Linked DNA regions of Homo sapiens: region 1 is linked to region 2. A link is a contact called in ENCODE Hi-C or POLR2A ChIA-PET data. All regions are on one chromosome and are shown on one strand. The core of a region is the stretch at or near the end of the contact, and the rest is flanking DNA. Distances in the headings are between cores, read along the strand shown.

The links. Hi-C counts contacts between places; a loop is a spot of excess contacts on that map. ChIA-PET counts read pairs that join two places held with the same protein, here RNA polymerase II (POLR2A). Pooled maps may share reads with other maps.
Region 1: a pooled map of adrenal gland shows a loop between it and region 2 (2.2-fold over the local background). The contact joins two enhancer-like sites. A Hi-C loop is called at or near these places in 7 of 168 maps with a recorded cell type or tissue (CD4-positive, alpha-beta T cell, Caco-2, Calu3 and 4 more), 1 of 37 single-sample maps with no recorded cell type and 19 of 50 pooled maps. POLR2A ChIA-PET finds 5 or more read pairs at or near these places in 1 of 52 experiments (MCF 10A).

Annotation. Positions count from the first base shown.
Region 1 is chr1:246,005,590-246,012,821 of GRCh38, forward strand. All of the region lies in intron 5 of SMYD3 (SET and MYND domain containing 3), which reads right to left. Among named protein-coding and RNA genes, the nearest start is that of SMYD3-AS1, 99 kb to the right of the region's middle. Within about 2 kb of position 3,047, at least 2 of the 41 ENCODE cell types and tissues checked have a DNase peak (open chromatin) inside an H3K27ac peak, as active enhancers do.
Region 2 is chr1:245,305,988-245,312,728 of GRCh38, forward strand. All of the region lies in intron 2 of KIF26B (kinesin family member 26B), which reads left to right. Among named protein-coding and RNA genes, the nearest start is that of KIF26B-AS1, 75 kb to the left of the region's middle. RefSeq lists a silencer at 5,267-5,442. Within about 2 kb of position 5,089, at least 3 of the 41 ENCODE cell types and tissues checked have a DNase peak (open chromatin) inside an H3K27ac peak, as active enhancers do.

The sequences.
Region 1 (7,232 bases), core at 1,797-4,296, 700 kb after region 2:
GCAGGGCCTAGGAAACAGGTCCAGTTTTCTGCAGAGAGTCATATGGGCATAGTTTAAGCATGTAAAGGGGCACGCTTACAGTGATGTTATAAAAGCAAAACACAAGTACCTGCTTACTGCAGAATCCTCTCACAAACAGAGAATCCTATGAAAACTGCAAAAGGGATAAAGAAAGAAAAAGTGGGGGAAGCCAGGTCCTTCAAACCTCCAGTCAGCAGTCACTCTCAATCATTACCAGACGTCGTCACTGAATTTAGGGCCCCTGTCAGAACCAGCACACATATGGAGCCGTGGTTACAGGCCAGAACACACACCTCTTGACATTTAAAGATGTTCATCTTCAATTGGCCTCCATATGAGATGTGGAGTTTGAGAACCTAATTGTTCCCAAGCTCTGTGAATGGGTTTTATATACTCCGAAGACAGCTAGATATTGAAAGGGGAGAAAAGGCGGGATCTTGACATTTGGGAAGCAATTCTACTACACTGTTTTAGGATTGGTTTTAAAAATTAAAGACGGTGATTTGATGTTTGTGTTGAAAGCACAACCACGTCCTGACTGCTAAAAGAAATCTAACCTATATGTCATGGTCCCCCAAAGCCCCAAAGTGGATTTTAAAGTTGTTAAAGTAAAAATCTACTTTGTAGGAAGAGCCCGCCTTGCTATTCTACCTTAAAACTGATGAGCGAGTTGGAGGGACTGGGATGTTGGAGGGGCTGGGGTGCTGGAGGGGCGGCGGGGGGCGGGACAGGGGAGACACGGGTGGTGAGGAACAGTCCAGGGATATCCAGGCTGGACCCACGTAGGTTCCTCTTCCTACCAAAGGGGAACTGGGACGTGCTCCCTGTTTCCCAGACGGAACTCCTGGGTGATAATGTGAGAAGCCCTTACTGCACATCTGTCTTTCCCCACATACTTACAAAGTTAGGGGGAAAGCTGGAAAGTGATATGCAGCCCCTGTATAATTCTGACTTATTCTCAGAAGATTTTTTAAAAAACTAAAAAATAAATGGAAATCAGCTGCAGCCTTCCTGATGTGTGAATAGAGACAATTTAAAAGACATCAAGTGCCAAATACTGACCTGTCTCGCCTAACAAAACTGCCCTGTCTTTCAGCCCACTGAGAACAGAGGGACACACACCACAGGGAGGTGAGCTGTCTCGGAAGGAGCCCTCCACGCAGACCCCACAGCTATATTAACTGTGCTTAACGTAATCATGAACACATAATCGCGGGGCTATTGAAGACTCCATAACAAACAAGATCAAGGAGCCTGGAGCCTCTAAAACATGAAAACCAATTAGCACTATGAAATCTAAGAGCAGACACAGCCAGAGCTCGAGAAAAGGCATGGGCAGGAGCTGGACTGCTCAATCCTGCTCACTCCTCCCTTCCTTCCTGTTACACGGTTCTGTTCTGAGGTGCTGCTGAGAGGGGCTTCCTCTCCTGGGCCAGAACTGAGGCTAAGGCCCGAAGCTGAGGACAGAAAGTGATCAACTCCCCACATTCTAAAGAGGCTGCTGGAGAAGCGGCCACGACTGGGGCCTGACATCCTTCTCTAGGGATTATCAGGCAGCACTCTGCTACCCATCCCACAGGACCGTAACTTATCCTTCCCAATCCGTAGAAAGCAAGACTCTGAAGCATGTGCGTTTGTCTTTGGCCTTGTGGGAGGTTTCTATTCAAGAGGAAAACTGATGCCATGAAGGATGGGATGAGGTGCTTTCTCTTCCCAGAAGGGAAAGATTTGGGTGCCTCGTGAAAGGGAGTCTGGAGTCAGCTCCCTGGTCAATGATCTACTTGCAGAGACAACTCTCTGATCTCACCTTAATAAATGAGATTCATTCACCTGGCACTTTGGGTTTCATGTAGGGGGAGAGATGGAAGAGTTAGGGGAATAAAAGGAGATGAAAGGACTAAAGAAAAGGCAGAAGGAGGCCGGGCATGGTGGCTCACATCTGTAATCCCAGTATTTCGGGAGGTCTATGTGGGTGGATCACTTGGGTCCAGGAGTTTGAGACCAGCCTGGGCAACACGGCGAAACCCCATTCTACCAAAAATAGAAAAAAAAAAAAATTTGCCAGGCATGGTGCCATATGCCTGTAGTCCCAACTACTCAGGAGGCTGAGGTGGGAGGATCACATGAGCCTGGGAGGTTGAGGCTGCAGTAAGCCGTGATCACACCACTGCACTCCAGCCTGGGAAACAGAGCCAGACCCTGACCAAAAAAAAAAAGGCAGTAGGGCATGACAAAAAATATACTGTGGGGCAATTTGTACTCAGACGTGGGAAACAGGATTAAATGCATTAGAAAAGAACTAAACTGAAATATTTAAAAATGACAGTAATCAGTTAACAATCCATTCCCCATGGATAAGAAGGCTGTGATTTTTACACCAAAGGAAAAGTGTTTAAGTCATAGTCCCTACCATAGGGGCTTCAACAAAGTGATGCCAAAGAAAGACTACTGTCCTACGAAGACAGCCATCTGGAGGAGGTCCTAATGGTATCACAAGCGATGTGACAAAAATGAAGTCCCTTCATTTCTCTCAGCCTTTCCTTACCTGTAAACAGGGCAAGAATGGAAGGCTGAAATAGCCAGAGGTTCCAAACCTCAATGGTAATGAAGAAACACAACCTGTGCATTGTATTCTGAAAGGCCTCGGAGAAACTGTGTCCTTATCCACAGACGCACAGAGCGGTGTTGGAGAAACATCAGTTACCACTTGCCTAGGATGTCTAAGGGCTCTTGACACATCCTGTAATGCGACGTAAATAAGAAATAAAGGTGGGCCTCACTGAAAGCAGAACTCCTCTCAGCCGAGGACTGGCTTAGCCTGAGTTTCTGGGAGGTGATCTGCCCTCTGGGCTTCCCCTCCCTCGGCCCATTAACATTTCTGTACTTAGAAGTCGGCTGGGATCCTGGAGGGCATAAGAGCTGTAAGAATGCCATGACTATTTTTAAAATTTTGAAAAATAAATACTAGAGGCTCTGGCAGCAACAGCGCTTGGGGAGTAGCCGTACCTCTGAAGTTTTCCTTTCCTTTCTCGAGCAACGCAGGGAGGGAGCTGTTTAATGAGGAGTCTCAACACCGGGGAACAAAGCAGTAGTGTTTGCACACAAAGCTTGGTGCTGGCAATTTTCTCGGTTTCGTTTTTTCATGCTGCCAAAGTCATTTGTTTTGAAAATAAGAGCCTCTCCTTTGCCCTCAGCATCCCTATTAAGACACTAAACCACAGGATTAATTCTGTTTAGGCCTGCAGAGTGAGGTAAATCCTCTGAGACACCTCAGCACCTTCCCCAGGTGAGACAGGAGAGTCCGGGGATGAAGAATTCGGCTCTGGAGTCACAGACTCAAGTTCAAGTGCCAGCCGTACCGCTTGCTAGCAGCGTGGCCTTGGGCAAGTCACTTGGCTTCGGTTTCCTCCTCTTAGCTGCAAAATATGAAAAACGGGCCTGCTATGAAACGACTGGCCCATAGTCAACACTCAGTAAATGATAACTATATAAAATAATGGTGGTAAAACCAGCAAAAATCGACAGGTGTGTATCGTTGGGCCATAATGTGAAACCACGCTCAAAGTACTTTAATATAGCATCCTTCAAGGCGCTCACAATGCTGCAGACTGTAGGAGCGAAGTCAGCAATACAGGTTGGAATTCATGTATTGGGGGCTATACTAACATATACAAAGTATACGTGATTTGTCTAGGTTGTTTTTGATGCAAAATAGCCTGAAGCTAGAGGACACCACCTACTCTTATCTACAGTGTCCCTTCTGTTTCTAGGAAGAGTCTACAATCCTAACTTTAATGCATTTTTGTCTAAACTAAGAGTCTTCACATTTTTTGAAGTCACAGAAATATTTGTGAATATATATTTTTAACTGGGACTTGATTACTTTGTAACATGTATGTGTGTATACACATACACACACGTACATAAAAGGGTAACAACGCAAAAGGCAATACTGGTTTGTGTATATATCATATAGTGGAAAGAATATTAGATTCAAGTTAGATCATCTACTTCCAACACTGCAGATGGCCAGAGCCGTAAGGCAAGTCTCTCCAATCAGGTCTTAGTATTCTCCTTATTTAAAAAAGGAGAAAGACATTAAAATACCTTCAAAATTATTGTTGTGACCCCAGGCAGAGTAACTAGAATGAAGTAGAAGAAGCTATTGGAATATGACGTTGTCTCATGTAAGATCTTTTTTTTTTTTTTTTTTTTTTGAGATGGAGTCTTGCTCTGTTGCCCAGGCTGAAGTGCAGTGGCGTGATCTCGGCTCACTGCAACCTCCGCTTCGTGTCGTGAGATCAAGCAATTCTCCTGCCTCAGCCTTCTGAGTAGCTAGGATCACAGGTGAGTGCTACCATGCCCAGCTAATAGGGAGGCTGAGGCAGGAGAATCGCTTGAACCCAGGGGGCAGAGGTCACAGTGAGCTGGGAATGCGCCACTGCACTCCAGCCTGTGCAACAGAGCAAGACTCCATCTCAAAAAACAAACAAACAAAACAAAAACAAAAAAACAACAAAAACCCCAATATTTTAAAACATAACAGTAGAAATTGTGTTTGTGAATGTCATAAGAAGTTTCTTTACTTCTTCTAGTTCTCTGTTGAGAAACAATACAGAATCGTATGCTCTGTCTATTGGGGCAACAATTCAATCACAGCAGGATAAAAATTGACTTTTAAAAAGTGACCCCCTGCTCTTGTTTTCTCCTCTCCTTCATCAGTTCACTACCAGACCTCACACCAGAGATGAAGCTTCTCCATGCAGAGAAAGACCTAAAACTCTAGCGTGATGTACTCATGGATAAGAATTGATCAACATGTATCCAGAGCCCAATGATGCCAGGAAGAAAGCCTAAACATAATTTAATAAACTCCCTCTCTGTTTTCTTCATTTCCTACTACTTTGGTTTACTTAAAAATGAGTGTTTGCAGGAGAAATCTGAGTGCATTTTTGGCAAGCAGCTGAGTTATCTTTGCTTATTCATTAAACGAACAGTGTGACGGAGAAAGTCCAAATAGGAAAGACAAGGAAAAATGGGGAAAAGTTGACTTCTCATCCCAAAATATTTCTTGGATTAAAAGGCAAACTCATCCAATCTTAAGGTTTAGAGGGCTAAAATAATTGTTCCATATGTAGCTGTTAGAAGGCATTAGATATTAACTATGGCATGGTGTCTATGGATATCTGCGTCATCTATTTAGATAGTATGTGCTGAATATCAAAAACATTAAGCTAAAGAAGGTTAAGGAAAGATGGTGTTTCCCCAAGGAAAGGTGTGCTTATCCTAGTTTGACAGTCTCCTAGGAAAACTTGGATACTTTCTTACATAGGAAGGACATATAACATGCTTCCAGAGTCACAGGGTTTGAAGACGGCTGAAGACGTCATCTTGTCCCCATATGCGGCCCAGGAAGAGCGAAGTCTAGCACCACATTGGGACTAGAAATCTACATTTTAAATCGTATTACAAATTTAGAGATCTAATGGTGTATTAGCAAGATAAGTTTCAAATACATCAACAAAATGATAGGCAGAAGGAACCTCAAAACTTTTGTGATCTGAATTCCCCATTTCATAGATGGGGAAATCAAGGCCCTAAGAGCTGAAGAAATTGCCAAAGGTTGAAAAACACTCCTCAAACACCACCTTCCTCCTCTCTGGGACTTCATATTATTTCATTTTCTTTTACTATTCTGCCTGAGCTTTGACTTTCTGGAATTTTAAATACCAATATAGGAATCATCAGCTGGTGTCAATCCTCAATAAGATGACTTAAAGTTTACTCATAATGGTTTAGCATGGTCAGAAAGTGAACATTATTCATAACGGTTTTTCATGGTCAGAAAGTGAACACTACAGGTTTGGCCTATGTGCCTGTAAAATTTAGAAAAAGGACATAAAAAGGAGGAGAATTTAAAAATCACCTAGACCACTGTCGATGCTGTGAGTGGGAATTCCTACTTACAAAGGCCCCAGTGCAAGCTCCCTCTTAGTTAGCTGCCTTCTGACCCAGCTATCTCAACAGAGTTCATTAACTCTGTTAAAACCACTAACTTATGCCATGGTAATTCACATAGGAGAATGGCATAACTAATTAATATGGGTGGAGGGGCACTGGCTCTAGCATTAAAGTGGATTGATAACTCACTGAAATCTGCATGATCACACACAAACTCCTTATCTTGCTAAGTTTACGCTTGCTCCACTACACAAACTGAACACCAGCTCTTAGTACCCTCAATAGCTACCCTTTCCTCACTGCAGAAGAACTAAGTTTTTCATCAGACACCCAAATGAAACTGATACTGGCCGTCAGTATCATTATCCACTGATACCAGCTACCAATTGCTTGCTGGTACTGGCTGTCAATATCATTGTCCACTGATACCAGCTACCAATTGCTTGCTGGTACTGGCTGTCAATATCATTATCCACTGATACTGGCTACCAACTGCTTGCTCGATGACTGAACATAAGCCAACGACACTAGCCCCAAGTACTTTCCTACCTTTTCATCCACCATTAGCATAAGGAAGAGAAATTCCTTTGTTGTCTTCTTGAGGGAAAAACTACACAAAATAGAAAGCCTTAGGCTCCATTACATAAAGCGTTGAAAACCACACACCATGACAATAAAGACCCAAGCATGTTTTCAATAAATTATTTTCCTCTTATTTCACACTGTGAAAACCCACATTTGATAGACTATTTTATAGCAAATGTACCGGTTATCAATAAATAAGTAGAGTTTCCACGTGAGGAGAGAGGAGAAATCTACTCCCAGCATTTGCCCCCTTCATGGGTGCAACAGAACTTGTAGCAATTCTCTGGTTTAAACAACAGGTGGCAGTGTCATTTCTACATTTTCCCTGGCAAGAAACCTTTGCAGTTTGTGATTTCACCTTCCAGGAGGCATTAACAGTTTTGTAACCGCCTCTATCGACAGCGTGTGCATATGTTCCTATGTAGTAAATGCAAATGCATGCAGGAAAACATTGAGATTTGTGTAAATGCAGTTTCACCAAGTGCTACTCTCCCCATACCCACGCCCCTCCCCACACAATAGTCTATGCACAGGCATCATTTCCCTTGAGGAAACAGCAAAGCAGGGAAAAGGCAGAAGGAAAATCGACTCCATCACATATGTTCTGATCCTCAATTATCATATACATGTCTGTCACCCACCCATTCCTGCCACACATACAAGAG
Region 2 (6,741 bases), core at 3,839-6,338:
GTGGAAGAGAACTTGGCACTTTCTCAGAGAGTTAAACACAATGTTATCATATGACCCAACAATTCTACCCTTGTTATGAAAAAACATGTATCCACAAAACCTTGTACATGAATGTTTATAGCAACATTATTCATAATAGCCCCCAAATAGAAACAACCCAAATGTCTATCAACTGAAGAATGGATAAACAAAATGTGGCATGATCTATATAATGGAATATTACTTGGCAGTGAAAAGGAATGAAGTGTGGTTCATTCATTGAAATATTATGGTAAGTGAAAGAACCTAGACACAAAAGATGACATATTGTATGATTCCTTTGATATAAAGTGTCTAGAAGAGGCAAATCTGTAGATACAGTATGTAGATTCCTCATTCTCAGGGGCTGAATTGGGACGTTGCAGCTAATGCATATGGAATTTATTTTAGGAGATAATGAAAATGTTCTAAATTCGATGATGGTTGCACAACCCTGTAAATATACTAAAAAGCATAGAATTGTACAATATAAATGGATGAATTATATTTCAATAGAGCTGTTTTAAAAATATTGAAAACCAGAGATACCTGTCTGTGCTCTAAAATGTATCCACTGCCTTCTAGATACAGTCTAAACTCTGCAGCTTGGCTTTTAAAGCCTTTTATTTATATGGAATCCTCCCCACCCCCCACCATCTATACATTTGTAAACCTTACATGTTATTCAAATGCCATAATTCGTCAAACTGGATATGTTTTCTCCTTCCAGAAAGATATTCCTTCATCCCTCTTATAAGCCTTAGCACTGTCTGCCTTGCGTTATATTTATTTCTGTATCTGTCATATGATCTCTATCTGATCGAGAGCTCTTTAAGGCCGGGATGTCGGCTTGCTCATATTGGCATCCTTCAGGACACCTGACCCCTAAACTTATCTGATTGGTACGTGATACATTTTTATCACTGGATAGAATGAATGGGTTGTGAAATTATTAGATGTGATCCCAGATAGGATACTGTTTTTACTAATCTCTTTCACAAGGGTCTTTCAAGAACAATGCAGGATCAAACTTATAAAGAGATTTTTGAAACTCTCAAAACTCTGTGCAGGGTATTATTATTATCTGTAATCCTGGTAACTATTCAAATTAGTGTCAATTAACTTTTGGCTGCACTCTTAAGATTCTTTATCATCTACATTAGTTTGTCAGATGAGGTAATGCACTTTTTCTGGGTACAGTTGTCTTTGAAGAGATTGGCAGCGTTTCATAGTTGTAAACAAAACCGTCTCATATGCCGGACCGTGACAAAGAGGGACTAGGACGCCAGAAGCTCTGTGAAAACACTTAAATCCATTTCAGCGAGGAGGAATTGTGATCTGGTAAATAAATTAGTGTTCTGCTCTGTTCCTTGGCTCCTCTGCTAATGAATGGGCCCCAGAGATTTTTTTTTGTCTTGGGTGATAAGCCCCTAATATCTATTCAAGTTCAGCATAAAGCTCATTTTCTCTAGAAATCTTTGTTTAAAAACAGAATTTTTCCAGTAAATATATTTATCAAATTAAAAGTATTTCAGATACACAGAGAGTGATATAACAAACAAACCACCGCCTGTGTCTAACAAATGCTGGCTTTTTGTCATATCTGCTTTGGATGTTTTTTTAGTTGAAAAACATTTCGAAGATAGTTGAATCATTCCTTTCCTTCCCAAATCTCATTGCCCCTCCCTCCCTTTCCTCTGAAGCCACAATTATCTCTACCAGGAATCTCTCTCTCTCTTTTTTTTTTTTTTTTGAGACGGAGTCTCGCTCTGTCGCCCAGGCTGGAGTGCGGTGGCGCGATCTGGGCTCACTGCAAGCTCCGCCTCCCGGGTTCACGCAATTCTCCTGCCTCAGCCTCCCAAGTAGCTGGGACTACAGGTGCCCGCCACCACGCCCGGCTAATTTTTTGTATTTTTAGTGGAGACGGGGTTTTACCATGTTGGCCAGGTCTACCAGGAATCTTTAACTGGTTAATCTTTCAGTCCAACTTTGATATCAATTGTTAACTCTTGAGACCATTTTCTATTTCAAAACTGTCCATCTGACTCGTTTCTATTACTCTGAAATAATAGAATCTCAGAATTCTGTGATCTACCTTCAAGCCGATTAAATGGGAATTTTTCCCAGAGAGAGTTTAAACCGGCCTCTGGGTTAGGGGAGAAGTATAGACCCCAAAGACCCTTACAGAGAAATACTTGTCATCACGCTCCTGGAATTCTGGGAGAGGGAGAGGCATGAGAAGGCTGTGTGGCCTTGTCTTTGAAATACAGAAGTTTGGTGACGCCTGGAACATTTTTTACATGACAAATATGGTGAAATTTAACAGGCTATCAAAGTGCAGATCAGGCCAACTGAATAGCAGTTTTGGGGAAAATGACAAGGTGCTAGGTAGTGGAGAGAGGAAGATTAAATAACCTACTTGGGTCTATGTGCTCGTGAAGACACGCTCATATGTCTTCCTTGCATGGATACCTGCCTTGCTCTAAAATAAACTTGAAGTGTGTTTTTAAAAAAAGCATGTGTGCAGCCTGGGTAACATAGTGAGACCTTGCTTCTACAAAATACAAAATAAAAAGAGTAGCCGGGCATGGTAGCGTGCACCTGTAGTCCCAGCTACATGGGAGGCGGAGGCGGGAGGATCACCTGAGCTGAGGAGGTTGAGTTTGAGGCTGCAGTGAGCTGTGATTGCACCACTTCACCCTGGCCTGGGCAACAGAATAAGACCCTGTCTCAAAACAAGACAAAACAAAAACATGAATGGAACAAGAAAGAATCATGAGGTGAGGAAATGAAGGTTAAGGGAAGATGAGGATCAGAGGGAGTAACAGGTTCAGTTCTAAGATGAGGTCCGCATGTGGAATACATACCATTAGGCACGAAGCTCGGGCTGGAAGTACCCTACAGACTGCACCATGAGCTTCTCAACAGACAGTGGGTAAAGGAGTCAGTGACAGAATCTAGGGCTTTTAAGATAAAAGCAAACCAGTTGGCCAAGGAAGAATGGCTATTTCCAGCACAGATGCCTGAGGGCCATTTTTTCTGAGGATGTGGCTCTCACCCTTGATGGACAATCAGGACATTCTAGCAAATGTGCATTGTGCTCTAGAGGGGTGTGTGCAGGGAGCATAGCTGAGGGATGGAGGGGCTCATGTGCATCAGGATTGCCTGGAATACCAGGGATTATTAGTGCCAATAATGCTGTCAATGACGTTGTGATGGTTAATTTTCTGTGTCAACTTGACTGGGCCGCGGGATGCCCAGATATTTGGTCAAACGTTGTTCTTGGGTGTGTCTGTGAACAAATAGCCCTCACTGGTGCAGGTGAGTCTCATCCAATCGGTCGAAGGCCTGAGTAGAACTGGCCTTCCCGTGAGTCAGATGGAAGTCCTCTTGCCTGACTGCTCGATCTGGGACATGCTGCTTTGGGACTCCAGCTGAAACATCAGTTCTTCCTGGGTCTCAAGGCTGCCAGCCTTTGGGATGGAATGACGCCATCGGGTCTCCTGGTTCTCAGCCCTTTGGACTACCACTGGGACTGTGGTGATAGTCTCTCTTGGGTCGCCAGCTGGCCAACTGCAGATCTTGGGATCTGTCATTCTCCATCTTATGATAAATCAATAAATACCTCTCTCATTATATATATAATATATAATATGAAATAAATTAATAAATATCTCTCACTATATATAGTGATATATATATATTAGGTATATTTTATATATATGTATATCCTATTAGTCCTGTTTCTCCAGAGAACTCTGGCGAATACAGACATTCCATATGCAAAGAGAGGCCGCGTGGTCTTAGGTACTAGTTGTAAAATTATAATATATATTATATTATATATAATATTTAATATATATAATAAATCAATAAATATATATCTCACTATATATATCTCTTACTATATATATAAATCAATAAATATCTCTCTCTCACTATATGTATATATATCCTATTAGTCCTGTTTCTCCAGAGAACTCTGGCCAATACAAACACTCCATATGCAAAGAGAGGTCACGTGATCTTAGGTACTAGTTGTAACATTATAATATATATTATATATAATATTTATTTTATATAATAAATCAATAAATATATATCTCACTATATATAAATATCTCTCACTATATATACATATCAATCAATAAATATCTCTCTCTCACTATATGTATATATATATATCCTATTAGTTCTGTTTCTCCAGAGAACCCTGGCAAATACAAACATTCCATATGCCAAGAGAGATAGCGTGGTCTTAGGTACTAGTTGTACAATTATTTTACATTTGAAGAGGTAAACCTTTGGGTTCATAGGCTTTCTAACTGATGTCATGGAGTGGTGGGAGGGTTTTGTTTTCCCTTATCCATTAACTTTATTCTTAAAATAACAATATCACTAATAACATTTATGGCATACTTGTAAGCACTTCACATATATTCTCTCACTTAGCATCATGACAATATTCTAAGGGGACTGAGGCACTCAGAGCTTAGGAAACTCGTTCAAGGTCACCTAGCTAGGAAACGATGTGCTGTTTTCAAGGCCCTCATCTGAATAAAACTATCTTCCCTTTACTCTCAGCGGTGAAAATGGGGGAGAGATCTGTATTGGAAGCTCATTCAGATGTTGCCTTCTTTTGCACTCGAAGGCTTTGCTCTCTGAAGGCAGGAAGCAGCAGGCACGTGTGCAGGGAAGGCTGTGTATGTGGCATGTGCAGGCAGCAGCAGCAACGCGGGACGATGGGGAGAGAGCCCAGGGGAGGGAGGATGCCTGCAGAAGCGGCTGTGATGTGTGGGAAGCCCCGCTGGGCCGGCACTGTGGAAAGGTGACCTGCAGAGCCACAGCTGCAAATGAACCACTAATTTTCCCATCTCTGCTTGCAATTTACAAAGCACTTTCCTGGTGTCATGAGTAGCTCCCAAGTATCAGAGCAGGGATTGAAACTTAAGTTGTTTGACGCTACACTCTGATTTCCTCACCCCACCTCACTGTCTTGCCAGTTCCAACTGTACCCCTCAGGAATTTCTATCAGGAGTCTGTGTCAACATCAGCATGAAGCTGAAGAAGGAGAAAGGAAATGGGGCAACAAAGCACACAGATGTTCCTAAAAAGCAAAAGCGGAAGAGAGAAGCTAGACTCGCCTGTCTCTGGTTTTTCTCACCGCCTGATTGTTCCTTTCAGATGACCCGCATCTCTCGGAGCTGACCTCAGCTCAGCAAGGGTGCCTGTGACCCATGGAGCAGTGGCCACTATCTCTGCATTGTGGGAGGGTGGTCCGTGTTGGGTCTGCAGGGTCGTTGTCACAGCGATGAATGTGTAGATCTGTGCTTGCTGAAGCTCAGGCTGGTCGCTGTCTTGTCATCGTCTCCTGTTACACAGCTTTCAGGCTGCTTTTTTGGGGAAGTTAGACTCGCCTGCTCTTTTTTGGGGAAGTTCCACCTCACTGCAGCCGGGTATGGTGGTTTGCTCCTGTAGTCCTAGCTACTTGGGAGGCTGAGGCAGGAGGATTGCTTGAGCCAGGAGTTCGAGGCTGCAGTGAGCAGAGATCACACCACTGCACTCCAGCTTGGGTGACAGAGTGAGACCCTGTCTCTAAAATAAAATAAAATAAAAATAATAAATAAATAAATAAATCACCCCTTGGCCAGGCGCAGTGGCTCATGCCTGTAATCCCAGCACTTTGGGAGGCCAAGGTGGGTGGATCACCTGAGGTCAGGAGTTCGAGACCAGCCTGGGCAACATGGGGAAACCCTGTCTCTACCAAAAGTACAAAAATTAGCCTGGTGTGGCAGGCGCCTGTAATCTCAGCTACTCAGGAGGCTGAGGCAGGAGAACGGCTTGAACCCAGGAGACAGAGGTTGCAGTGAGCCGAGATCATGCCATTGCACTGCAGCCTGGGCGACAGAGCAAGACTCCATCTCAGAAAAAGAAACAAAAAAATCACCGTTTAACTCAGAATCAGCCACGCTGAATTGAGGTGAGGTTTTATGCATATCAGATTGAAGACCTCCTCCGGGGAGTGGTAGGCTGATGGCTTAGTCATCCTATAAAGAGCCCAGCATCTGACTGCACAGCTGGGTCTACCTACAGCATGGAGATGGCTATCTGGGAATAATGGGCACTAGAATTGGAGGATCCTGATGAACCACTTCCTGGCCCCTTGCTTGTGCCACCTCCCTTCCCGCCAGGTAAATATTGCTTAGACACCCAGCTTCTGATTAAAGCCACATGATGGAACTTGTCCTAAGGATGCAACTGATGGCCCGTGTCAGCTTGTTGGAGTTAAAAAATATATTTTAATTTGTTTAGCTCTCTGGGGAAATTATCTGAGCCTGCATGTGATAATCAACTTTCACATGAGCTTTCAAGAGACCTGAAATGATTTGAGCAACAAAATGAGATTTTTAATCTACATAAATACAGGAGTCGTTTGCCTCTCTTTTTGTGTGTATGCGAGAGGAGGGGAGCTTAAAACAATTCTAATTCATTCCTTTTCTTCTCCCCTAGGACACTCATTAGCAATGGTAGGAAAATGGTCACAGGAGTGGTACCTTGCCTCACATTCTCACACACATTTTCCCTTTGGACTTTAAACTTCACATCAACTCTTAAGGTGGGGGTGGGCGGTAGCAAGTGTTGCTTCCCCTTTTTATGGAAAAAAGTAGGTCTCAGAGAGGTTACGTGACATGCCCAAGTTCATGTGCTGGTGGGTTGCAGAGT